Linked DNA regions of Homo sapiens: regions 2, 3 and 4 are each linked to region 1. The links are chromatin loops, found by intact Hi-C in ENCODE. Cell type or tissue: MCF 10A. All regions are shown on one strand.

Region 1 (2,500 bases):
GGCTGCAATCTCATTATCAAACTTGAATAGATGAAGAGTTGCTTCTTATGGATGAACAGAGAAAGTGGTTTCTTGAGATAGACTCTACTCCTGGTGAAGATGCTGCGAACATTGTTGAAATAACAAAAGATTTGGAATATTACATAAACTTAGTTGAAAAAGCAGTGGCGAGTCAAGAGGATTGACTCAATTTTGAAGTTCTACTCTGGGTAAAATGCTGTTAAACTGCATCACATGCTAAGGAGAAATCTTTTGTGAAAGGAAGAGTCAATTGATGCAGCAAACTTCATTGTTGTAATTTAAGAAATTGCCATAGCCACTGCAGCCACCCTGATCAGCAGCTATCAATATCAAGGCAAGACCTTCCAGCAGCAAAAGTAGCCGAAGGCTCAGATGATCATTAGCATTTTTAACAATAAAATATTTTTAAAGTATACACATTGGCTTTTTTAAAAAAGGTATAATGCTATTGCACACTTAAGAGACTACAGTATAGTGTAAACATAACTTTTATACACACTGGGAAACTGAAAAAATTCATGTGACTTGCTTTATTGCAATATTCACCTTATTGTGGTGGTCTGGACCCTAACCCATAATATTTCCAAGGCATGCCTATACTAAACATACTTTAGTATAGGTATGATATGATATATATGATAATAATTTAGTTGTGAATTTTATTTAATGTGCTCAGCTTTTAATGCACTAGTATTCCATATTATTAAAAATGCCAGGATATTGGAATATCCATTAAAAGACCTCAAGTATTAATTTTTTATTTATTTTGTGTGATCTTTTATAGGGGAATTCTAGGCTTTTTTTTTAAGGACGGATATTTCTTCATCACGTTCTCATCATTTCTTGTAACTGCCTGTGTACTTACCTCTGTAATTCATTTTTCTTTGTCTAATTTGCTCTTTTAATGTGGTGTGGATTGGGAAAGCAAATAACTGAAACCAAGTGCAATTGTATCAACTAGTAAGTATAAATCAGCTTTGTAATGAAACAATTTTATGATAATTTTGCTATGAGTTAGTGCAAGGACGTAAAAAACATTTGTTCAGTAAACATTTGCAAGGTGCTTATTTTTTTCAAGGTAGCATAGATATTAGATAATCTATCAGATATAGACCCTGCACTCAAGATTAGAATCTAATCTGAATGCACATGTATAGAATTGTAATATAAATACTGTGTTAGCAATTTGAACAGCATTATTAGAATGAACACAGATACAGGAGTATTTAACTCTGTGAAGCATTAACAAATACTTATTTTGAATGCTTGGCTGTCTTCCTCCTAGCTTTTGAATAAGTGATGTTGCCAAATAAGTTTTTTTTTAATTGGGCACACAAAATTCATTTTTTATAAATATCAAAAATGCATGCCAAAATACATACATATACAAAGCAGTAATATATATATTCCCCATATTTGAAATTTAAATTTGTAAATTAAAAATTTTTTTCTGTCAAACTTTTGCCTGAAAATTAGCTGTATTGCCATCAGGTGGCAGTCATACCTTAGTTATGGCCACACACTACAGTTAATACCCTTAGTTGTAATAGCTACAGCATGATAATTATGCTGAGAGTGAATTTAGAAAGAACTTCATTTGGGTGCATACAAGAAAGATTTCTGATAACAAGGAGTCTTAATGCAGAAAGGAAAAGGTAAGTGTTTGGAGCACAAGAACTGGAGTTTCTCAAATCTTCGTTTGAATCACAGGTTTATCGCCTACTAGCTATGTTATCTTGGCCAAATAATTAACCTCTTTGTGTCTTTGTTTCCTCACCTATTAAATGAAGATAATATCATCCTAGAGGTTTTTTTTTGTTTGTTTTTTCTTCATCATTCAATTTGACATTGAGTTTTTATGTGGTTTAAGTCAAAGAATTAGAATAAAGTTTTTAGTGTGGAGACTATGAGGTAGAGTACTGTCAAGAAATGATCATTATTGTAGGACTTAGAGAAGGTAGAGAGAGAAGGAAAAGCAGCTAGCGCCAGTTTCGTAGGTCCAGCTGCAACTGCAGGAATCCAGATAACTTAAAGATGCGTTTTTTTCATGCTTTATAGCCCCAAAGGAAATCATCTTAATAGCCAGACAGGCTGTTATTTTTCTCTCACCTTTCCTTTAATGTTGGAGAGGGGAAAAAAGCATTTGGACCACATATGAAAGTAAAGACACAGAATGCATCCTTCTCATTGATATCTTCTTTTCCCACTTCCCTCATTGACTTGTTTGTCTGAAGACCCAGGTTTATCTGCTTAGGGAAACAAGTTTAGTAAGTCAGAAATTCACCTGGCCGGATATTGATGACAAGTAAAATAGGTCTCTAATTTGTTGGACATTTAAAACCAAAGAATCCTAGATCTTACTTTGTTTAGAAAATAATTGTAGATGTAATATAATTTCTCCTCCCTGTACTGTCCAAATAAGACATCTTTTCTGGCTCCTGTTGCCTAATTTTGCTCCAGTAGCTGACAAAGCCTTTCC
Region 2 (2,500 bases), 490 kb after region 1:
GATGGGGGAGTGAGGGTGGGTGGAATCTCACCACTGCCCCCTGAGAGGGAGTAACTGAATCAATAGCACTGTAGCTGTTTCCATCTGTCAGGGTGACATGCCAACTGGCTAATGCTGAATTATTGATACTCCTTCCCAAAGTGAGTTAACCAAACAATTCAAAATCAGTGAAAAGGGGGTGGTCGATTGCAAATGAGGTTAAGTCCATTTTGTCACAAGGACAGGAAGCTGATGGCTGCCTCCAAGCCAAATCTGCTTGATTTATGTTATTGCTGAGAGGTCTTCAGTGCCACAAAGGGAAAGAACACAATAGAACAACAAAATTAGCCTTTTTACAAAAGAGGATTCAGATCACTTTCCAAATGAGCCATATTTACTACTAGCTCCCCATCCCCCCAGCAGTAGAACTGGTATAGAAATAACCAGAAGGGAAGTTCTTTCATAGTTAAAAAAAAAAAAAAAAAAAGCCAAGGTTTCCTTGAAAAACTGGATTCCTCCATGAATTTGACCCTCAATCTTGACTGAAAGGTGATTACTGGAAACACAAAAGCTCACTGGCTAAATTCCTACTCTGATTTCTCTACCGGGTATTAGGATCCGTAGAGCAATTAATGAACCTGAGATATGACAACCCACTGATTTTACTGAGCAGTGTCTTGGGAGATCACAAAGCATTCTCTTATGTATTCAGTGTCATAAATTCTACCCTTTAGGGAGCACATTAATTGTTATGCACTGAGTAAACAGCTGCTTTATATTGTTTACAGAGGTGCCAGGAGGTGCTTGCCCTGAAATTGTGTATGCCCCAGGCTGCCAGGTGTAATAAATAAATGGGCAAGTTGTGAATTTCCATTCATTTAGATGGACTTTTTATTAAAGTGCCTGCCAAGACACATGCACAGACCAGAATGTTTAAAGAATTAACGTTCATAGATTTTAAACATTCCACAGCATTTCACCTGTCTACAGTTTTCAATCTTTCTCAAAGCCTAGTGAACTGTTACAAACACAGGTCTGTAGCACCATCTAGTGGACAGGAAGCAGGGGTAGTGCACAGATAACTGGCTATAAAATTTGAAAGCCAAATTTCGGGTATGGCCCAACCTTCTTGTTCATCGTAGGGTATCCCAGTCATATTCTGAGCAGAATGAAACATGAATTGGATGGCAGGAATGGGTGCTACAGTTTGGCTGAGGCATCCATTATTTGGGGAGGAAGCGGGGGTGGAGGCTGCAACCAGATGGAGCAGTGCATTGATCTGTGCATTTTGATCAGTGGAGAAATCAGTTATTAATCAACAAAGAACTATTGATTTCCCAGCACAGCTGCAGCCAGACAACAGCGTATCAGCTGTTACTATTAACAACCAGTGTTTTGGGAAGTTAACCACTAGCAACTCTGCCCTTGGCTTCAGTAAACAGATCATTAAATGATGGGAAGAACCTGAACTCTCCAGAGGGACAGCTAGAGGAGACTGAGGAATTTTAAACAAAACATGAAACTAATTTGCATTTTGTAGTTCAAAATGGAGCTAGTCATTAGCTCCTTTTAGACAAAAATAATGTGAAAACTGTATATTTATACTGTGTGCATTTTTTGGCTTAACTAAAAATTCAGTTATTAGGACCAATAAAAAAATCAATAATCAACAAATATTATCAACAGCCTACCTCGTACCAGGCACTCCTCTAGGGGAAACAGACATTAAATCCCTGCCTTTGTATTAATATTTAATAGTTGGCATCATGTGACATAGACATTATGGTGCTGCCACAAAGTGGAACCAAAGTTTCTCTAATTTTGTATAAACACACTTTAGAGTTACACTAAAATACCATTATGGCACGAGATATATTTCTCAAAAGAGAAACAATAACCAAATATATTCAGTTTAGCCATTAACATTTTTCTCTTATTTCACTTTAATGGGATTATCCTTATTGATAATGCTAAATATTTACTTGGGCCTTCAACAAGGGGTGTGTGTGTGTGTGTGTGTGTGTGTGTCTGTGTCTGTGAAATTGTCCTATAACCAGCAATTTCAGATGAATGAGTATAAAGTGCTTCAGGCACTTGGACTAAAGCTGGTTCCTAAAAGCTTGCTGCACAGGGTCCATTGTCAAAGGAAGAAAAACTGGTGTTGGAGGCTGCCTGCCATGCTGGGTTGATTATTGGGATTTCACACTCTGTTCTGTGGGGACAAGAACCATCCAACTCTGGAAGGATTGACATCTGGAGAATCTGGCAAGTTAGGGAAGGGACATGAGGAAAAACTATAGTTTAAAAAATTTTAATGTTATAGATAGGACTGTAAAAAGCCAGGAGTATGATAACAGGAGTTCTTCAATTTTAGGTAAAAAATTTATTTAAAAAATTTCCCAGCTTTAGTGAGGTATAATTGACAAATAAAACTTGTATATATTTACAATGTACAATGTAATGTTTTGAAATATGTGTATGTTGTGAAATGATTGATCAAGCTAATTCACATATATATTAT
Region 3 (2,500 bases), 210 kb before region 1:
TAAAGAAGAAGTATTTTTAAAACTAGCTTCCTAATGGTATTTAATTTTAAGCTTTATTCCATCTATCTTTACTTTAAAATAAAAGACCCAAGATGCCTAATGGCACCTACCAGTTGTGTGAGGATGCTGCAAATTAGTCACAGCTAGAGCCTGAAATTTATCACAGAAATCTCTGGCTGAGAGGCTGATTAACAATTAGAGTTGCTAAAACTAGGACTCCCACAGTTTTACATTGGGTTCAGTTTTACTGTAAAGAAATTTCACCATAATCAAAGCTCTATTTTTAATCTTCTTATTTTGGCCCAATACTTGTAATTGTAGCCTAATCATCTATAGCAAGCACATAGAGCCCATGGCCGTTTTTTCTCTGAAATCACTCACAAACAAATGTGTTCTCACCATAGAACATTAATACAAAAACAGGTCATTTAATGTAAAATTCCCCCACTCCTAAGCTTTTCAGCATATTACTTTTGCTCTCTCTAAAGTATGAGCATTTCCATCTCCCCAAGGAGGAGAAAAATCAATTCCCCTCCATAGCACACGTGCTTCCAGGAGCTGTTGCTGCATTTGCTGCCTTGTGAGTCTTAGGTCTACAGCAGCTGATTCATGTCCTAAGCCTCTTTTGCTCCCTTCAATGAAACACACTTATTGGCCCAATCAGTATGTTTCTTTACCTACTGTAAAGCCCTGAATCTTGTCTCATCAATAATACCTTCCCTTTCATAATGCTCTATGGTTTTCCAAGACCATTTCTTACCACAATTTCATGGCTTGTTAAAAACATACTCCTGGGCATTACCCCCAGAGGTTCTGGTTCAGGATATTGAAGATCAGTCTGAGAATTTGCATTTCTAGCAAGCTCCCAGGTGATGCCAATCTCCTGCTGATCCACTGAGAAGTGCTGCCCATATAGGTCATGTTTTCAACACCGTTAGGCTACCTCTCCTTTGTTACAATTGGCATTGACTTGTAGACTGTAAGTGTATGAGTATTTGTTTAATAAAATTTTAAAATAATTATCAGTTGAACCCATAACTCCTACTGAGAACTTTTGATCTCATGAAAGGAAATTGTATTGATTTCCTTACTAGACATTAATTAAGGAAATTTACATGGCAGAATGAAGTATAGAAACCTAAGCCTTCTCTTCTGCACTATTGTCCTTTAACAACCTACTACTACTAATAAAAGTGTGTACCTGAATTGCACGTTAACCTTTACCAATAAAATGTAAAAAGGTCATTGCTTCTCAAATACCTCGTTCTCTTTTATGAAATAAACTTTAAATATACCTTGTTTTAGGTTGCATCTATGAAGTTTCATATGCATTTACTAGCTTTCACATGCTGGGAAAATGTTTTCTCTGCACTAGGTGGCAGTATAATCCTGAAATTTGAAACCTAAGCTAAGGCATCAAAGACGAATTTGATTTCCAGTCTTCAAGTAGATAACTTTGATTTTAAGAAAATATTTCATTCTTGGTTATTTTCCATATGTATAAATTGAAGTATTGTAATTGACTTCTTTTTAGGGTTCCTCTCAAAAAAATGTGCAAATACAATGCACCCTGAGGTTCATGAGAGCCTACTGAAGGAGAAAGACACTAAACGAAAGATTAAAATTAACTCTGCCTTCATAGATGAGCCATCCACTCTGACCTCACTAACCACCACCAATTTCAGCCTTATAACTAAACAGAGCCAAACTCAAGGTTAAGAATGTGGGCTCTGGAACCAGATTGCTTAGGTTCAAATCTCAGCTCTACCACTTTCTAGCTGGGAGACCATGGAGAGGTAATTAACCTTTCTGACTCATCTTATTTATCTGTAAAAATGAGTAATGAAAGCACTTACCTTATAGGTATACTATAAGGATCAAACTAGAGCCAAAAACAGTACCTGGCACTCAATAAATTTTAGCTACAATTTTTCTTATAACTCACTCTCCTCTGCTTTCTTCTTTGATTCAACCCCAATCTGTCCAGTAAATGGTGGTTCATTTAGATCTTAGAAGAGTGTGGCTGTGCTAAATACTAAAAACTATCCTAGACAATATACAACTACTCAAAAAACCCATTATAGATAGCAAGGTAAATCAATTGAAAGCCCCCTTCTCCCTTCCATATGCACATCTTTGTCTGTTTGCTACACTTTTATGATTCTTCCTCCTGTAATACTGCCCTTGATAAGTCCTTCAAGCTCTTCTCATCAATAATACTTTCCCTCTCATAATACTATATGGTTTTTCAAGAACATTTCTCATCACAGTCTCATTTGTACCTCGCAACAATCCAGCAGGACAGATGTGACTCTCCTGTTTTCCTGGTGAAGAAACAGGTGAAGAGACCTGTATGAGTTCATGGTTATATGTGACAAATCTACTGACTGACTCCTGAACAGATACAAATAAAAGGCAACTCCAGTAATCACTGGTGAACCAGTCAAACAGCTATTTACAAAACACTGCATACAGGAGGACCGATGCCTACTGATTAGTC
Region 4 (2,500 bases), 170 kb after region 1:
TTTTTTTTTAACTTTTTATCTGCTGATTCACTAGAGTAGACATTAGTGAGAGATACACAGCAGAAACCCTACCCTACCTTGCCCTGAGGAGCCTTTACTTTAAAGAGGCAGGCCATAAACACAGAGTGTATTCTGGAAAGTGTAATGCAAGCTTTAGATGTTAAATAAATTCAGAGAAAGTAAAAATCACCAAGAATGGGGGCTGGGGAAGGTTTTTAATAAAAGAGGTAGTTCTTGAGGAAGAGTGAAATCAAACTTAAAGGAGAATGGCAAAGTTATTTCATGTAGGAATAACCAGGTAAACAGGTTTGTGCATATACTTAGTGGACATGCTTTGTACGTACCTTTCTGAAGACAGGTGTAAGTACTGGGCAGAAATGTCAGGGAGAAAATAGACAAAGGGACAATTGTTGATTTGGGAGTTATCGGCATAGAAGTGTTTCCTAAAGCCATATTACTCCATTCAACACTTGTCTAACCAGAGGGTCAATGATGAAGATTTTGTAGAGAGGCAATGGGATGAAGTAGAATCGTCCCATTCTTTGTGAAGGAAGACTGTAAGGAAAACCAGAACAGAGAAGCCTTGGGAGAAGAGGTTTTTTTAATTTTTTTATTATTTTATTTTATTTTTTTAACACAGAACCTCACTCTGTCACCCAGGCTGGAGTGTAGTGGCACCACAATGGCTCACTGCAGCCTCAAACACCTGGGCTCAAATGATCTTACCTCAGCCTCCCAGGTAGCTGGGACTACAGATGTATGCCACCATCAGAGGAACTAGAAAACGCCATTTGATTTTTGTATTTTTTTGGTAGACATTAAAACTATTTTCTAAGCTCTTATGAAAATTTCTGTGGTGAAGCTGAATCCAAATTGCCTCAGAGTCTGTTTTTTTTACCTGCTATGCAGTGCAGTAAGATTTAAGAAAGTGAATCTTTAGTATTTTTATGCTTTTCTTAGGCAGTCCTTTACCATTTTTAACACCTTTGCCACATTTCATTGCTTGTTTTGTTTTCTGTGTTTAGTTTACTTTTGAAACAAATACATATTTTCTCTTGGGATTCTGACAACTTATGTGGTCTGTGAAGAAAATTGTTTGGAATTTGTTTCGCAGCGGAAGGAATGTTATTAATATGGGTGTAAATGGCCCTTGAAATAAGGCTTAATGGAACTTTTGTCAGGGTTACTTTGTTTTGTTTGAGGAATTATAGTTAACTCTTGAATAAACTGATACAGTTGACAAAAATTGGTTTCTGGGAGACTTGTCAGTGTATTTTTGAAAAAACACACATTTCTTTTTTAGCACATTTGCTTTCTTATCTTACAGAAGTACAATTCTTTTTGTATAAATGAATATAATAGTGTCTTTTCAGTACAATTGGGCTTCTTAAATATTTGAATACAGTATATACGAAGTGGTGGTTTTATAACATATATCTGCCCTCTGCTGGTGAAAATGCGTTATTGCTGTGAATTTAACAGCTTTAGTAATTTCTTTGAATGTAATAATACTCTGTAATTTCAAAAGTTGTCATAAAACTAAACTTGGGAAAAAATACCCTTATCATTTGAAAGGAACATTCTCTTTGGGACAGTTCTGCACAATGAATTATTCTGCCCAAAATGCCAGTAGTGCCCTGTTTGAGAAATATTGACCTAATATACTGATGATGATGATTTTTACATTGTGGCTGTCTCTCTGTGTTTTTTTTAAGTTTTTCTGTAAGTTCTAGGTTTGTCCTGTCCAGTGTGGAAGTCACTAGCCATAAGGCTATTTAACCGAATTTAAACATTCACTTTCTTAATTCCAGTAGCCTCATTTCTAGGCTTAATAGCCACTGTGGCTAGGAGCTAATGTATTGGATAATGCAGATTATAGAATGTTTCCAGCATCATGGAAAGTACAGTTTGACAGTGCTGTTTTAATTTTTAAATTTTAAAAAATGAGGATTATCATTTTCATGAAGTAATCATTTTCTTAAATTTGTGATGAATTTCTTTGCCATGTATTCTTTTCACATTACAGCAGTTTCTCAAAAAACAATTCCAATTAACCAAGGGAAATATATTTAGTAGGATTTTAGGTTATTAAGATTTTATTGTACCATGTAATTTGCTGCAACTTATATATTTATTGCTGAATGATTATAGTACATTTTTCTCAATGTAGGGCATTGAGTATTTCTAGTATTTTGCTTCTCTGTTTTGAAGAGTAAAGTTAGGTTAAGAATAATGGTCATTTTTTTGCCGCCATTTAGTTGAGATAATAGCTTCTTTACTCTTTTGGTGCATGTTTGGGATGGAAGGAAAGCTATGAATCAAAACATACATAGAGAAACTATAATGTGTGAATCACAGTTGAATATATGTTGGATGATTAAAAAAATACATAGACACTTGACCCAGTTTCTCCTAATGGTAACATCTTGTAAAATTATAGACAAATGTCACAACCAAGATACTGATGTTGATACAACCCACCAATCTTACTGTGACTTCT

Evidence for each region. A loop is a pair of places that touch in the nucleus more often than their neighbours do. Peaks named below come from ENCODE experiments on the same cell type or tissue, not always from the same donor. Only the 100,000 strongest peaks of a DNase experiment are listed, where the experiment ranks them.
Region 2: a loop joins it to region 1, with 14 times the contacts of the local background. A loop is called at or near these places in 10 of 110 quality-filtered maps.
Region 3: it touches region 1 in a loop (5-fold over the local background); 5 of 110 quality-filtered maps call a loop at or near these places.
Region 4: a loop joins it to region 1, with 12 times the contacts of the local background. A loop is called at or near these places in 26 of 110 quality-filtered maps.

The regions. Positions count from the first base shown.
Region 1 is chr6:70,519,260-70,521,759 of GRCh38, forward strand. The region is part of intron 12 of FAM135A (family with sequence similarity 135 member A); the gene reads left to right. Among named protein-coding and RNA genes, the nearest start is that of SDHAF4, 46 kb to the right of the region's middle. In MCF 10A, a CTCF peak has its summit at 1,510; no DNase peak of the experiment used is centred here.
Region 2 is chr6:71,012,007-71,014,506 of GRCh38, forward strand. No RefSeq gene overlaps it. Among named protein-coding and RNA genes, the nearest start is that of B3GAT2, 56 kb to the left of the region's middle. In MCF 10A, CTCF peaks have their summits at 1,034 (motif pointing left) and 1,235; a DNase peak (open chromatin) is centred at 1,025.
Region 3 is chr6:70,308,890-70,311,389 of GRCh38, forward strand. No RefSeq gene overlaps it. Among named protein-coding and RNA genes, the nearest start is that of COL9A1, 7.1 kb to the left of the region's middle. In MCF 10A, a CTCF peak has its summit at 1,346 (motif pointing right); a DNase peak (open chromatin) is centred at 1,382.
Region 4 is chr6:70,685,291-70,687,790 of GRCh38, forward strand. The region is part of intron 1 of SMAP1 (small ArfGAP 1); the gene reads left to right. Among named protein-coding and RNA genes, the nearest start is that of SMAP1, 19 kb to the left of the region's middle. In MCF 10A, a CTCF peak has its summit at 1,462 (motif pointing left); no DNase peak of the experiment used is centred here.